2 separate regions of the Homo sapiens genome follow, and region 2 is linked to region 1. A link is a contact called in ENCODE Hi-C or POLR2A ChIA-PET data. All regions are on one chromosome and are shown on one strand. The core of a region is the stretch at or near the end of the contact, and the rest is flanking DNA. Distances in the headings are between cores, read along the strand shown. Region 1 overlaps CSMD2 (CUB and Sushi multiple domains 2). Region 2 holds the start of HMGB4 (high mobility group box 4).

Evidence for each region. A loop is a pair of places that touch in the nucleus more often than their neighbours do. ChIA-PET counts read pairs that join two places held with the same protein, here RNA polymerase II (POLR2A).
Region 2: a loop to region 1 is called in a map with no recorded cell type, with 2.9 times the contacts of the local background. The contact joins the promoter of HMGB4 here to the enhancer-like site in region 1. A Hi-C loop is called at or near these places in 1 of 37 single-sample maps with no recorded cell type. POLR2A ChIA-PET finds 5 or more read pairs at or near these places in 1 of 52 experiments (AG04450).

Annotation. Positions count from the first base shown.
Region 1 is chr1:33,650,845-33,656,973 of GRCh38, reverse strand. CSMD2 (CUB and Sushi multiple domains 2) reads left to right here. Exons shown (of 71, transcript NM_001281956.2): 28 at 4,513-4,651. Among named protein-coding and RNA genes, the nearest start is that of ZSCAN20, 180 kb to the right of the region's middle. Within about 2 kb of position 3,538, at least 3 of the 41 ENCODE cell types and tissues checked have a DNase peak (open chromatin) inside an H3K27ac peak, as active enhancers do.
Region 2 is chr1:33,858,651-33,865,670 of GRCh38, reverse strand. It overlaps HMGB4 (high mobility group box 4), which reads right to left and starts at 1,592. Exons shown (of 1, transcript NM_001379301.1): 1 at 880-1,592. The coding sequence starts at 1,479. The coding sequence ends at 919. The region is part of intron 5 of CSMD2 (CUB and Sushi multiple domains 2); the gene reads left to right.

The DNA.
Region 1 (6,129 bases), core at 2,289-4,788:
CTATTTTGCTCAGGTGAAATAATGAGTGTTTATCTCCCCTGTCAATGCTGGCTGTTAGAAGAGAAGAGAACCCATGGTCACTGAGTCCTTACTGTGTACTTGCCCCATACTGGACATTTACTTAGATAACCTCATTTAACTTTCCCAACAGCTCTCTGAAATTAGCACCATTTCCTCATTTACACTTGAAACTGAAACTTAGACAAATTTGGATATCTTGTCCCAAATCACAGAGCTAGGATATGGCAGAGCCAAGATTTACACCCACGCCAGTCTGAATGCAAAGCCTCTCATTTTCCTACCTCCCACACTGCCTCCCCTGCTGGAGATGGGTGTAAGGGGCTTCCTGAGACAGCTCCTGCAGGAGCGTCTGCCCTGGCCTGCACCTCTCTCACTCAGGCTTAATGGGAGGCAGTACGCTGCCCAGGCCTCTGAGGACTGGCCTATGACAGTCATGGCTCTGAGGCCTGGCCCTGAAGTTGACACACTAAATCCTGCTCCTCAGTGGGAATTAGGAGCCGCATAGGTATGTGGGGCAGGAGGTTGAGACCTGGGTTTCAGATCCAGCTGAGTTCTTCACTACGTATTCTGCTGTGTAGGGAACAGTATGGGATACTGAAGTAGACACATCCAGATTTACTTTCTAGCTCTGCCATTTACTACTTTGGTGACCTTGGGAAATTACTTCAACTCTCTGAGCCTGAGTTTCCTTATCTCTGAGGGTAAATACACTTCCCTTATGGCATTGTGGGGTGAGGACACGCCTAACCCCAATCTCAAGAAATACTAATTTCCTTCCTTTCTATCTTCCTTCCTTCCTTCTTTTCATCCTTCCCTTCTTCGATTCCTTCTTTCAAGTCTTCAGACTCCCTTCCCCTTCCCTAAGCCAGAATTCCATCTGCTCAAGGGAATTCTGTTGAGGCCCAGGAGAGAATCTGGGAACCTCTGAGGCTCCTTCCAAATTCAGCCTTCTGCAAGGCTGTGATTCCTTAGACTTATTTTACAGAAAAGCAGGTCCTGAGATGAGATTGTCCCAAGTGGAGAAGGAGGATTGTGCTAAGCTGAGGAGAGCAATAAATGTGCAGTGGGTAGGGTGGAGAGGTTAATTCAGTTTTCATCACCCGTTCTTCTACACTCGGCTTTGGGAAATGTTCCTCAGGCAACAGAATAAATGCCTTTGCCTCTTCTCTCAAATGAACTGGAAATCCCAGTGACATGCTTCTGATTTCCAGCTCCCTGGGCGTTCTGCCATGAGCGGGTCTAGCTGGCCCTGATAACCCTTCATTACAGGGAGGAAGCAAAGGAAGAAAACAAATACTCATTGGATGCTGTCCCCGTGATAGGCACCGGGCTAAACATTTTAGCTACATTATTGCAGCTGAAATCACTCTGTGGTGAGGTTAGAGCTCGGGATTCCACTCCCTGGCTCAGGTCTGCCTTCACCACAGCAAGCTGTGTGGCCTTAGACAAATTGCCCAACTTCCCTGTGCCTTAATTTCCTCACCAGTAAAATAGTGAAAATGGTAGTACTTACCATCTAGCATTGTTTTGAGGATTAAAAAAGAAAATACTATAAAGCAATAAGAACTGTGCCTGGCTCATAGTTAGCACTGTGTATGTTAGAAGCCATTATCATCATTATTCTTTTACTTTCGAGATGAGGAAATAGAGGCTCAGAGGGGTGGACAGCTGGCCCAAACTCACACAGCCAATGAGTGGCATTGTCAGAATTTGTGCTCAGGATTGTATGACTTCCAAATCAATGCCCTTTCCACAACTCTCACCCTCAGTCCAACCTGCCCACTTCTTGGCTGTCTAGAAGGATCTGCAGCTTGCACCCACTCCCATCTGGGCAACCATGGTTTAGTAAGCTCAAAAGGACCCCTCGACTAACCCTGAGCAGTAGGAGCCTTCCTGTTGGCGAGGCAGCCCAGGGATCCAAGCAAGGCCTTGGGGCACAACTGGCAGCAGCCAGGGAAGCCCATGCCCGATGCCATGGAACTATCTAGAAGAGATCTGTGCCCAGACAGCAGCCTAGAACCCAGAGACACTGATAGTACTTTGGGGGTTGGTGGGAGAGTAACAGGGGCAGTTTCAGAAACACAGAGACTCACCCCATCTGTGGCAAACTTAAGGGAAGAAGCCCCTGAGCTGGCAAAGGGACGTGGAGGCTGGGAACCAGAATGGAGGCCTCGTTGTGCCCCCTTGGGAAGATTTCCCCAGAGTTGGGACTTCTGATATGACACTGGCTTTCCACTCTCACTGGCCACATCAGACTCTGTTTCTAGGCTGGCCTGGGCAAGGCCACGCTCCATGGACTGGACATTACAGTCTTGCTTTGTTAAGCTCAAGGGTCTAGACTGATTGTACTGGCCTCTGCTTGGCCCCACTTATCTAGCCCTCTGCTCCTGAAGGATTCAGTGGTGGAGACACAAGTGAGACATAAGCAGACCCAACTTAAGGCACCACCTCGCTCAGAAGCTCCTGCAACAACTGTGCTCTCCCTGCTGGCCAGCGGGGAGAAGCACGCCTCCTCTACTCTGGCTACTGCTACCGACTGTATGGAAGTAGAAAGGGGGAAAACAACAGACTTTGGAGCCAGTCCCATGTGAGTTTGAGTCTCAGAGTGACTCTGGGCAAGTTACTTAGGCTTTCTGAGACTCACTTTCCTCCTTTATAAATCAGGAAGAATAATCCATTGCTCATTGAGTTGTTAATGAGACATAAATGAGATAGTGTATCTAAAATGTGATTTGTTAAGTCTAATACGTAATAGATGCCTATTTGAGTGTTTCTGATACTCAGGATGGTTCTTGGGATATATTTTCCCATGGAACAAAAAGCAGACTACTCATGACCACTCGGATTTTATGTTCAGCCACATTAGGGCTCTTATGGCCTGACCTGAAGACCTACCATTTGTTTGAGACCCTGTTAGGGATTGACCCAGCCCTTTAAGCCTCACCCTGAGTAAAAGCCACAGCCAGAGGTGGCTCCATGACACAGCTAAAGTACCAGTGCTCAGCTCTATGACAAGCCAAAGGCTGCTCCTAACTTTGGAGTCAGGTATACCCTTTTGCTCCCCCCACAAAGACTCATCTTGGATTTTCTAGCCAGCCCTTAAATGGCTCTCTGTGTTCCTGTGGGCTCAGTGTTGACAACCTCTGATGGTGCCCTGTGGTTTCCAGACCAAACCATACCTATAGTCTTGGCCATCCTGCTAACGACCCCACACGCTTCCCAGCTCTTACTCTATCCAGTCCTCATGCCACGGTACAGCAGCCCCAGCCATGGAGGAAGAGACCTGATCCAGGCTCTGGGGAAGCTGCCCCAGAAGGTCCCTAGGTAAATAGGTTGCTGTGTCACCTGGCCACTTTCTCCCTCCCCACCTGCTTGAGAGACCTGTCATCTCAGGGGAGGGCGACCACGTAGACTGATTGGGGATTAATAATAGCTCCATACAACTGAGGTACACACATACTCTTGGACAAGGCCTTTTGGAAAGTTGGAAAGTATCTGCAGCCGCGAGCAGATGCCAGGAGCACTGGCAGCGTAGGAGACCAGCTGCGCTTGGCAGGCGAATGTGAGCCTGTTTCCCACTCCTCCTGACATTGAGTGCACGGGAACTCACAGTCAGTACCCACAAAGCTTGCCGGGAAGCCGATGTGAGGCAGTGAAGGAAGGCCATGTACTTCATAGGTGTACAGACAGTGCCGGCTCCGTCTATCAACCATTCACTCTCTACCAAATACTTCAGCAGACATCTCCAATAATCTTTACAACCACCCCACAGAGAAGATATTGTCTCTTTTTATGATACGGGAGAGACATCGAGGGCTAGAGAGGCTAGATGAGTTCCCTGAGTTCACACAGCTAGGAAGTAGCAGGGTCAGGTATTTTTAAAGAATAATTTATTAGGCCGGGCGCGGTGGCTCACGCCTGAAATCCTGTGACTTTGGAAGGCTGAGATGGGTGGATCACAAGGTCAGGAGATCAAGACCATCCTGGCTAATACAGTGAAACCCTGTATCTACTAAAAATACAAAAAAAAATTAGGTGGGCATGGTGGCGGGCGCCTGTAGTCCCAGCTGCTTGGGAGGCTGAGGCAGGAGAATGGTGTGAACCTGGGAGGCGGAGCTTGCAGTGAGCCGAGATCGCGCTACTGCAATCCAGCCTGGGGCTGGGGGACAGAGCGAGACTCCGTCTCAAAAAATAATAATAATAATTTATTGAGGTGAAATGCACCTAACATAAAATTACCTGTTTTTCAATGAACAGTTCAGTGGCATCTGGTACTTTCGAAATGTTGCGCAACCACCACCACTATCTCTGAAATATTCCCACCCTCCAAAGTAGAAGTCCATCATTTCACCTTCTCCTGAGTCCCTAAGCCAGGTTCAACTTCAGCCTGTCAGCCTCAGCCTCTCCTCTCTCAATAGTGCATTAGCAACACCCATGAAAATGAGCCCAGGGTGAAGAGGCAGCCTCACCCTCGTCTTCTTCTCTCCTCAGCTCCCTGCGGGGGAGACCTGACAGGACCATCTGGAGTCATCCTCTCACCAAATTACCCAGAACCCTACCCGCCAGGCAAGGAGTGTGACTGGAAAGTGACCGTCTCACCAGACTACGTCATCGCCCTGGTATTTAACATGTATGTACCTTTCCCCCGGGTGGGAGACGAAGGGTTCAGAGTGGCTAGGGGCTCTGGGACCTGGGTCTCCAGGTGAGTATTCACAGGTCTGTAGCAGAGTTCTCAGCTCCAGGGAGGTGAAGAAGCCGAGAGAGAGAGAAACTAGCATTTATTGAACATCTACGTGCCAAGCACTGTGCTCAGTGGTCTCATGCATATCATCACATCTAATCCTTGTAGTAATTTGTGAGGAAGCAATTATTATTTCCTCTCTACCTCTGAAGATACTGGGACCTGGAAAGGAGGCCTTTGTTGGATGCCCTTGCCCTGCCCTCTGCATTCCCAGTCTGCTTCCCCGGCCCCTTCCACCCCACTCCAGAGGTATAAACAGGCGGGCTTGGGTCCCAGGCACCCCCCCCAATCTAGCTCCTGCACTTGCTTTTCCATTCCTGCTACAGAAAAGCTCTTCAAAAGAACTGCCTCTGCCTTTCTCTACTTCCTCACCTCCCGTTCACTCTCAACCCCCTGGAACCTGGTTTCTGCCTCCATGGTTCTACTGGAAACTCCTCTGATAAAAGCCACCCACGAACTCCTGGTTCCAAACAAAATGGGCCTTTCTGTGTTTTATCCACTCCACCTCTTGATCACCCTTTCCATCCTTAGACTGCTTTTTCCCTTGGTTTGTGTGAAGTTACTCTTCCCAGTTCTCCAAGCTCTTCTGTGACTTCACGTGGACCTCTTGTTAAACCATCTTCTTTTGCCGGGCTTTGTCAAAACCTCCTCTTCTTCCCCTACACCCCTTTCCTGGACAAGTTCGGTCATTCCTGTCTCCACTCTCCTCTTATAAGTGGAAGACTCCATTCTGCTGCCCACCCTGGCTTTATTCTGAGCGTCAGCATCGCTATCCAGATGTTGGGCATCTCTGTCTGGGGCCTGCAGACACTGCAAATGAGCATGTACAAAATCAAGCATATTTTTTCTCCCCCAGAAGAGCTCTGTTCTGAGCCTTGGGGCTGGCATTGACACCTGCTCTCACGGCTTCTTCCACTAGCAGCAACCAAGGCATGCAGCCTCTATCGCCTTCACTCTCCTCATGTATTTCCTCTTCTCCATCCTCCTAGCTCCTGTCCTGGTTTAAGTCCTATCATTTCCCATCTAAATTACTGCCCTCATCTCCTAGCTGGTTCCTCTGCCCCATCTTGCCTCCCATGCCGATCTCTCCCTTAGCTAGCTGTCAGAGTGATCGTGTCACTCAAAAATGCTGAAATAACCACCCTACTTTCCATTTTAACATCCTCTAATGACAGTGCTCAGCAATAAAAAAGAATGAACTACTGATACATGCAACAACGTGGATGAGTCCCAAAAATATTATGCTGAGTGAAAGAAGACAGACATAAAAAAGTACATAATGTATGATTCAACTCCTATAAAATTGTAGGATCAGCAAAACTAATCCCTGGTGAAGAATTCTAATCAGTGTTGGCATCTGAGGGTAG
Region 2 (7,020 bases), core at 343-2,842, 210 kb before region 1:
CTGTCCACATTCCCTGGACTGCGGTGTCCCCCAGGACTCCTTACACAGGTCCAGAGGTCCACCCTGATAGGACCAACTTGGGTCACATGCCCACCACTGAGCCAATGACTGTGGCCAAGGCGATCCTGCCCTCTTATCCAGCCTTGGTCACGAAAGGGAGTCAGAGTGCTATGAACAAGAGGAAGAGGAGTGGAGGCCACATATTATACATCTATCCACTGAAAAACGATTGATCTGGTTCCCCAGCCCCCTGCTTTTTTTTTTTTTTTTTGGTAAAATCTGCCCCTTGCCTCCTCCTGATTAGGGAACACCCCTGGGAGTTCACCCTGGCCCCACTGAGCGTATCTAAGTGTTGCTGGAAATCCTGGGTTCCCTCAGGCCTGTCTCAACTCAGATGCCATATGTTTCTCCTGGGGCCTCAAGTGTGAGCTTGAACTCTAGGCCTTCTAGCCCTGGCAGTCTTCCCAGTCCTGCCACTGCTTAGCAGAGTCAGACGTCATGTTCCTGAACCTGACACTGAGTAGGGTCCTCTCACCTGGATCACCACTCAGAACCACGGTGCTTCTACCTCCATGACTGCTGCTACTTTACACCTGGAGGCTCCCACCCAGTGGCCCAAGTCACACCTTTTGTTTACTGCTGACACTTCTCTCAAAGCCAGCCCTTCCCTCCCTTTCCCTCCCCTCCATTCCCCTCCTTTCCCTTCCCTTCCCCTCTCTTCCCTTCCCCTCCCTCCTCTCCTCCCTTCCCCTTCTTTCCCTTCCCGTCCTCTCCGTTCCCCTCCTCAGGATCAGTCTCTCCTCTACCAAGCCACTCCCTCCTCCACAAAGCATCAGTCACAGCTACTCTAATGCCACACATGAGACCAGGAACAGGAAATACGGTTGAATGGCATTTTGTTTTTTCAAACTGGATCCATCAGCTCTGCCTGACTCTTTTCCCTCTGCACCGGTTTCTAGCTGACATTCGGTACTTCTTCCTGGCATTACATTGTTTACGGTAGAGTTCAAGTTCCTCGAAGTACTTAGCTCTCAGGAGAGCCACTCTTTGCTCATAAGGGTGCTTCTCCAGGTCTGTCGCTGTTGACCACATCTTCCCTGTGGCCTTGGCCACCTGCACCACCGACCAGTTCGGGTTCTCCCTCTTCAGCTGAGCATAGTGGTCTTGGCAGAAGAGTAGGAAGGATGATGGAGGCCGTCTGGGTTCCTGGGGATCCCGCTTTCTCCGTTTCTTCCTCTTGCCAACATAATTCATCATTTCTTCCTGGTATCGGGCTTTGTCGAGTTTGGCCAGGGCTTCATATTTGGCCTTTTCATGCTTTGAGATGGATCTCCATTTTTCCGAACACTTTCTAGAGAACTCTTTAAAGCCAACATAGGTATTTGGCTGCTGCTCCTTGAATTTGTTTCTGTAATTCAGCAAAAAGTGAACGTAAGAAGAGACATTTGCCTTAGGCTTTAGCTGGATTTCTTTTCCCATGTTCGTAAGTTCACCTTTTTTCTGGATTCAGTAACGTGGACAGGAGAGACTGTTGTTCCCACACTCCAGGAGCAATCTAGAAAGTGCTGTACTTGCAGCGAATTTTTCTGTCTGCAAGAGCTGTAGTCAGGGCTCAGCCTTTTCAGTGCTGATGGCATTGTTGAGTCAGAGGAGGGAAACTGTGACATCATCCACAAGCCAGCCAATCCCAGCCAACACCTGTGGGCATTTGTGTACAGGTGCTCGTATTGGTTGGTTACTTGAGGGTCAATGTTTGCCTCTCATGAAAGATGATGGTTCATTCATAGTAGGCTATGAGGCAGCTATGTCCCCCAGAAATAATTCTCCTTGGCTTCCTGGAGGCAGTGGGTTTTGCTGCACTTTAGGGGCTTAAAATCCCTAGGCTGTAGTGACAGGCCATGGGGTCTGCCTTCCTCACTATACGATTTTCAGGATGCCTCATCATCCCTTCCAAAGACAGGCTGAGCATAATGAACATGGGGAGGTGGATAGATCCAGGGCTGTCATGATAAAATGTGAAGTGTTTCTGTTTGCCTTGAACAGTGGCAGCTCATGCCATACAAAGGGTTTAGTAGTAACTCTAAAAGTAATCAGGTATGACAGCTGTGACTTGGTTCCTGTCAGGACAAAGTTGTCTAATTTAAAACCTGAGCACTTGGGCTATGAGTTGGAACTCTTCATTTCTCTGAAGAAATGTGAGGCGAAAGAGGGGGGAGAACCTTGAGATTTTATTAATTAACACTGGAGTTCATGAAAATGAAATGGAATTTGTAGCACATCCAGAAGCCTCCCCACTCTCATGTGAGGGGTCCCCATTTCTTAGGTTTAGAACACAAAGCTGTAACAGCTACACTCAAACTGGCCGGCTTCTGGCTTTTGGTCAAAGTAATTGCAGATATTCCACTAGTCTTTCAATTGGAGGGAAGAGAAAAGATGAAAAAGTGTCATTCTGGGGGCCTTTGGACACTGCTAGGTACTTGCCTGTGTGGCACTGGGTTTAATATCACTTAATGGTTGATGATAGCCCCAAATTTATAGGACTAGAAAACTGAGTTTCATTAACATAAAAAGTAACATGTTCAAGGTTGAACAGCCACTCACAGGTGAGAGTGTGGATTTTGACGGCTGATTGCTTGACCTAAGCCTGTGCTTCATCCTGCCTGCACAGAGCTGTTGCCAGGGCACTGAGGGTCCAGATATGTGGTCTCAGCAGCTGAGCCGGACAAGGAAACTTGCCTAAGACTAGACCATATTTTGAATTTTTCCAGGTTCATTCCCAGGGTTCCAAGACTTCAGTGTTCATCTTCTGTAAAAGAAAGATGGAAACTAATAAGAGTCTCCAATCCTGAATTCTTGCCCAGCTCTGCTGCAAGGTGGCTGGCCTACCTAAGCCATCCCCTTCCTCCCTGTGAGCCAATGATCTCTCATAAATTGAGCATTCTGGACTGGCCAGGGAAGCCCCTCCAGGGGACAAGCTGTAGTTGTGTGGCAGGATTTGGGGGCCTATAAGATATCAGGTGCCATCAAGGAAGTCTGGGCTAGTAGGGGGTCTCGCAAAGGAACGGATTACTCTGGGGACACTTCTCAGCCTAGGTAGCCTTTTTCCCCCTGGCTCTTTCTCCCAAGGGGCCAGAGGTTGACTCACACATTTTTTGGACATGAGCAGGGCTGCCTAGATGAATGGGACACAGCTCCTTTCTGAGATCAAAAGATGGGACATGAGGAAGAACTTTAATGAAAGTCCACATATTCATCAGACTCTGCTCAGGCTCAGACACACACACACACACACACACACACACACACACACACACACACACACACACAGAGTAGCTTATCTGTGCCTCTTAACCTTCCATCCCTCTCATGATAAGATCCAGGAAGATTAACCCACAATAGCTATCGGGAAGCTAGCAGATTTAAGAAGAAAAGGCAGTAAAAGGGAAAAGCTATGTCAACCTTTTGGTGTTGTCAAAGTTCCAACTTGGAGGATGAAGCAGGGGAAGTCCTTGTTTAGGGGAGCTTAGGAAAGGTAAATAAATCTGGCTTCCTAAATCAATGCTGTGTGCTGGGTATCTAAGAGTTGCCCTTCCAGATCCCCTTTCCAGCCTTCTCCAACCTCTCTTCAACCTTCTCTGGCCTGGGAAGCTGGTCTGTATGAGCCACATCAGAGGATCCCATACCCTCTGGTTTCCATCTCACTTTGGTCAATGGGGCCCTCAGGAGATCAGAGATGGAGGAAAGTTAAGTCAAGGCATTTATTCTCCTGGATCCCCACCCCAGGGTCACTTGGAGCTGGTTCTGTGTCCCTGGACTGAAGGTCACTGGTCCTCATAAGGTGTCCTCTCTAAATGACTCTCTCCTTCCAGTACAGGCATTGCCCCCTTTCTTTATCTCCTCCTGCCTAGGGTGGTAAAACTCTACTTTTATGAGCCTCTGAGGTCTCTGCTACTTTCCCACACTCTGCCCTCACCAATCATTTTAATTTGAGTGGCCATCTGTTTCCTGCGGGGACCCTGACCAAAGTACCATGGTTTTAGCCTTTCACCATGTAGGCATCAGTTTAATAGAGAAGAGTAATGAGCTTCTGGAGATCCAAGTGCCTGGCAGTCACACAGCCTAGAGCAAGCATGCCTGCAAGGACAGTAGCATGACCAGACCACATGCCCGGGAAGAGGTGTCCAATATTCCCTAGATTATGAGATGACCTCCAGGCAGGAGCATTGGTCTAGAGGGCCAGGTAGTAAATATGATAGGCTTGGTGAACCACAGGGTTTCTGTTGCAGGTACCCAGCTCTGCCACTATACCTCGAAAGTAACCATAGAAAATACCTAAACCAATGAGTGTGGCTATGTTCCAATAAAACCTTATTTTTAAAAAATAGGCTGCAAGCTGGGGGTCGTAAATCTGCCAACTCCTCGTCTACAGATGTGAGTTCAGTATTTTCAAACATCTTGATTGCAGTCTGCAATAAGAAATACATTTTACATCATGACTCGTTTACATACATACATACTTAATATTTATATAATGCTTAATATGAGCCAGTCTCTCTTCTAAGCACTTTATGTACCTCATTCCATTCAGTCCTCATAACAAGCCTATGGGAGGGCTATTTTTATCTCCATACAAGGATAAGTGAATTCAGATGAAGGTAGCAAAGCACAGAGAAGATATAGAGATAAAAAATTTCTACTTGTGTGACATACTCTTATTTTCTACTCTGTTGTAGTCACCTTTACTTTATGTTGTTATTTAAAATGCCACCCACAGACTGACCTCATGACCCACTGATGGGTCACACTCCAAGAATGGATTTGAAAAACACTGTCCAGACAAGCTGAGAGGGAGCTTCCGCCTCGGAGACTGTGAGATCCTCTTTACTTGGTGGCAGTAACATGAAGTGGAAAGAACATGGCCTTTTAAGCCAGACACATATAAGTTCAAATTCTAGCTTTGCCATTTACTAGCTGAGTAACTTTGGGCAAGTCTAGCTCATTACAACCATATCTCTAAAAAGTAGTGAGGTGATAATAAAGCCATGAGGATTAAACAAATTGAAATGATAGGAATAAAAACAGATGGCACTCCCCCTCTCCAGTGTGGGCTGGACTTAGCCACCCACTACTAATGAATAGAACATGGAAAGGGACAAATAGTAACTTTACAGCGGGGAAATCTGGCAGACACCACTTTAACCAAGTGATCGAAGTAAGCATCATCAATAACAGGTCATGTTGAGATCACAGAACCCCTTTCTGTGTTGCCATAATAACAGCATCTCACCGCCATGATATTCTTCCCAAAAATCCATAGCCAAGGTCTATGAAAAAACATTAGACAAACTGAAATAAAGAACATTCTACCAAATACCTGATCAGTACCCTTCAATAATGTCAAGATTTTAAAAAACCAGGGCAAGGCTAAGAAACTGATGCAGATTGGAAGAAACCAAGAAGACAGGACAAATGCAATGAGAGATGCTAGACTGAATCCTGTGACAGACAAAAAGTGGGCCACTGGTGGAAATCTGGGGAAATCTGAATAAAATGTTTCATTTAGTTAATAGTACTGTACCATTGCTGATTTCTTAGTTTTTATGCATGACCCAGGGTTATGTAAGATGCCAACATTAGGGAATCGGGGTGAAGGGTATACAGGACATTTCTGTATGATCTTTGCACTCTTATTTCAAAATAACATTTTTTTAAAGAAAAATCTTTCCAGTTGATAGCAATGTGCAGCCAGGGTAAAGACACCCTGCTCTTGATCCATCATCTCCAGGAATCACAGGGCCAGATTTTACCCTCAATTACAGCAGCATATGCTCTTAGCATATCTCTGTCAAAGTATCTCTCAGATTTTGCAGCATGATGGAATCACCTAAGCTTTCCAAAACCCTCAGTGCTCAGGCCACAGCAACAACAGCAAACATACCTGGCATAAGCATGTGTATGTCAAATGCTTTGAAACTTCCTTCATCCCCCTCCTGCCCCTTCCTCTGTGGAGTGGGACTCACTGGTTGCATTTACCCTCTGAACAAGGCATCTGCAAGTGGCAGAAGAATGCCTCTCCAAAGATGCTGGCGTCCTAAGCCCTGAAACCTGTGAATTTGTTCCTTACTTGGTAAAAGGGACTTTGTAGATAAGATTACTCTAAGGATTTAGAGCTAGGGAGATGATCCTGGATTATCAGGTGGGCCTGATAGAATCACATGGCCTTTGTAAGAGGAAGGCAGGAGTGTCACAGTCAGAGGAGATGTGATGAGAGAAGCAGAGGATCAGAGGTGGAGAGAGATTTGAAGATGCTACACTGCTGATATTGAAGACAAGGGAAAGAGGCCACAAGCCAAGAAATGCAGGTGGCTACTAGCAGCTGGAAAAGGCAAGCAAAAGGATTGTCCCCTAGTGCCACCAGAGGGGCTCAGTCCTCCCCACACCTTGATCTTGGCCTGCTGAAACCCATTTTGGATTCTAACCTCCAGAATTATAACACAATAAATTTGTGTTCTTTAAGCCCTTAAATGTACAGTTATTTGTTAAGGCAGCAATAGGAAACTAGCACAGTATCTTTCTCCTCTGGCTGCTGGTCTGTAACTTTTCTTCTGCCATTCTTAACCCCTGCTTGTGTTAATGAAGAAGACACATTTGAGGGTGAAAGTTTTATACCACGGCATATTCAATTTGTTGAGGGAAAAGAACATGATATATTCAATCCTGCACACTCTTCTTCACTCGCTGACTCATTAAGTCACTAATTCACTAATTCACTTAGCAGTTAATTCACTCTTACGTTCTTTCAGTTCATTCACTCACTCATGTACTCACACACCCATCTCAATAAATAGCTGTTGAGTTGCTGGAGCAGTGTGGCTGCTGCTTTGATGGCCAGTGATGAACAGTGTTTGAGGGATGGATGTGTCCCAGGAAGGAGGGTGGTAGTCCAGGGAATCATCTGAATTCACTTGGATCGCTACATAGTAAGAAACCAGATAGGGAGGCCAGGCCATAAGCAGTCAG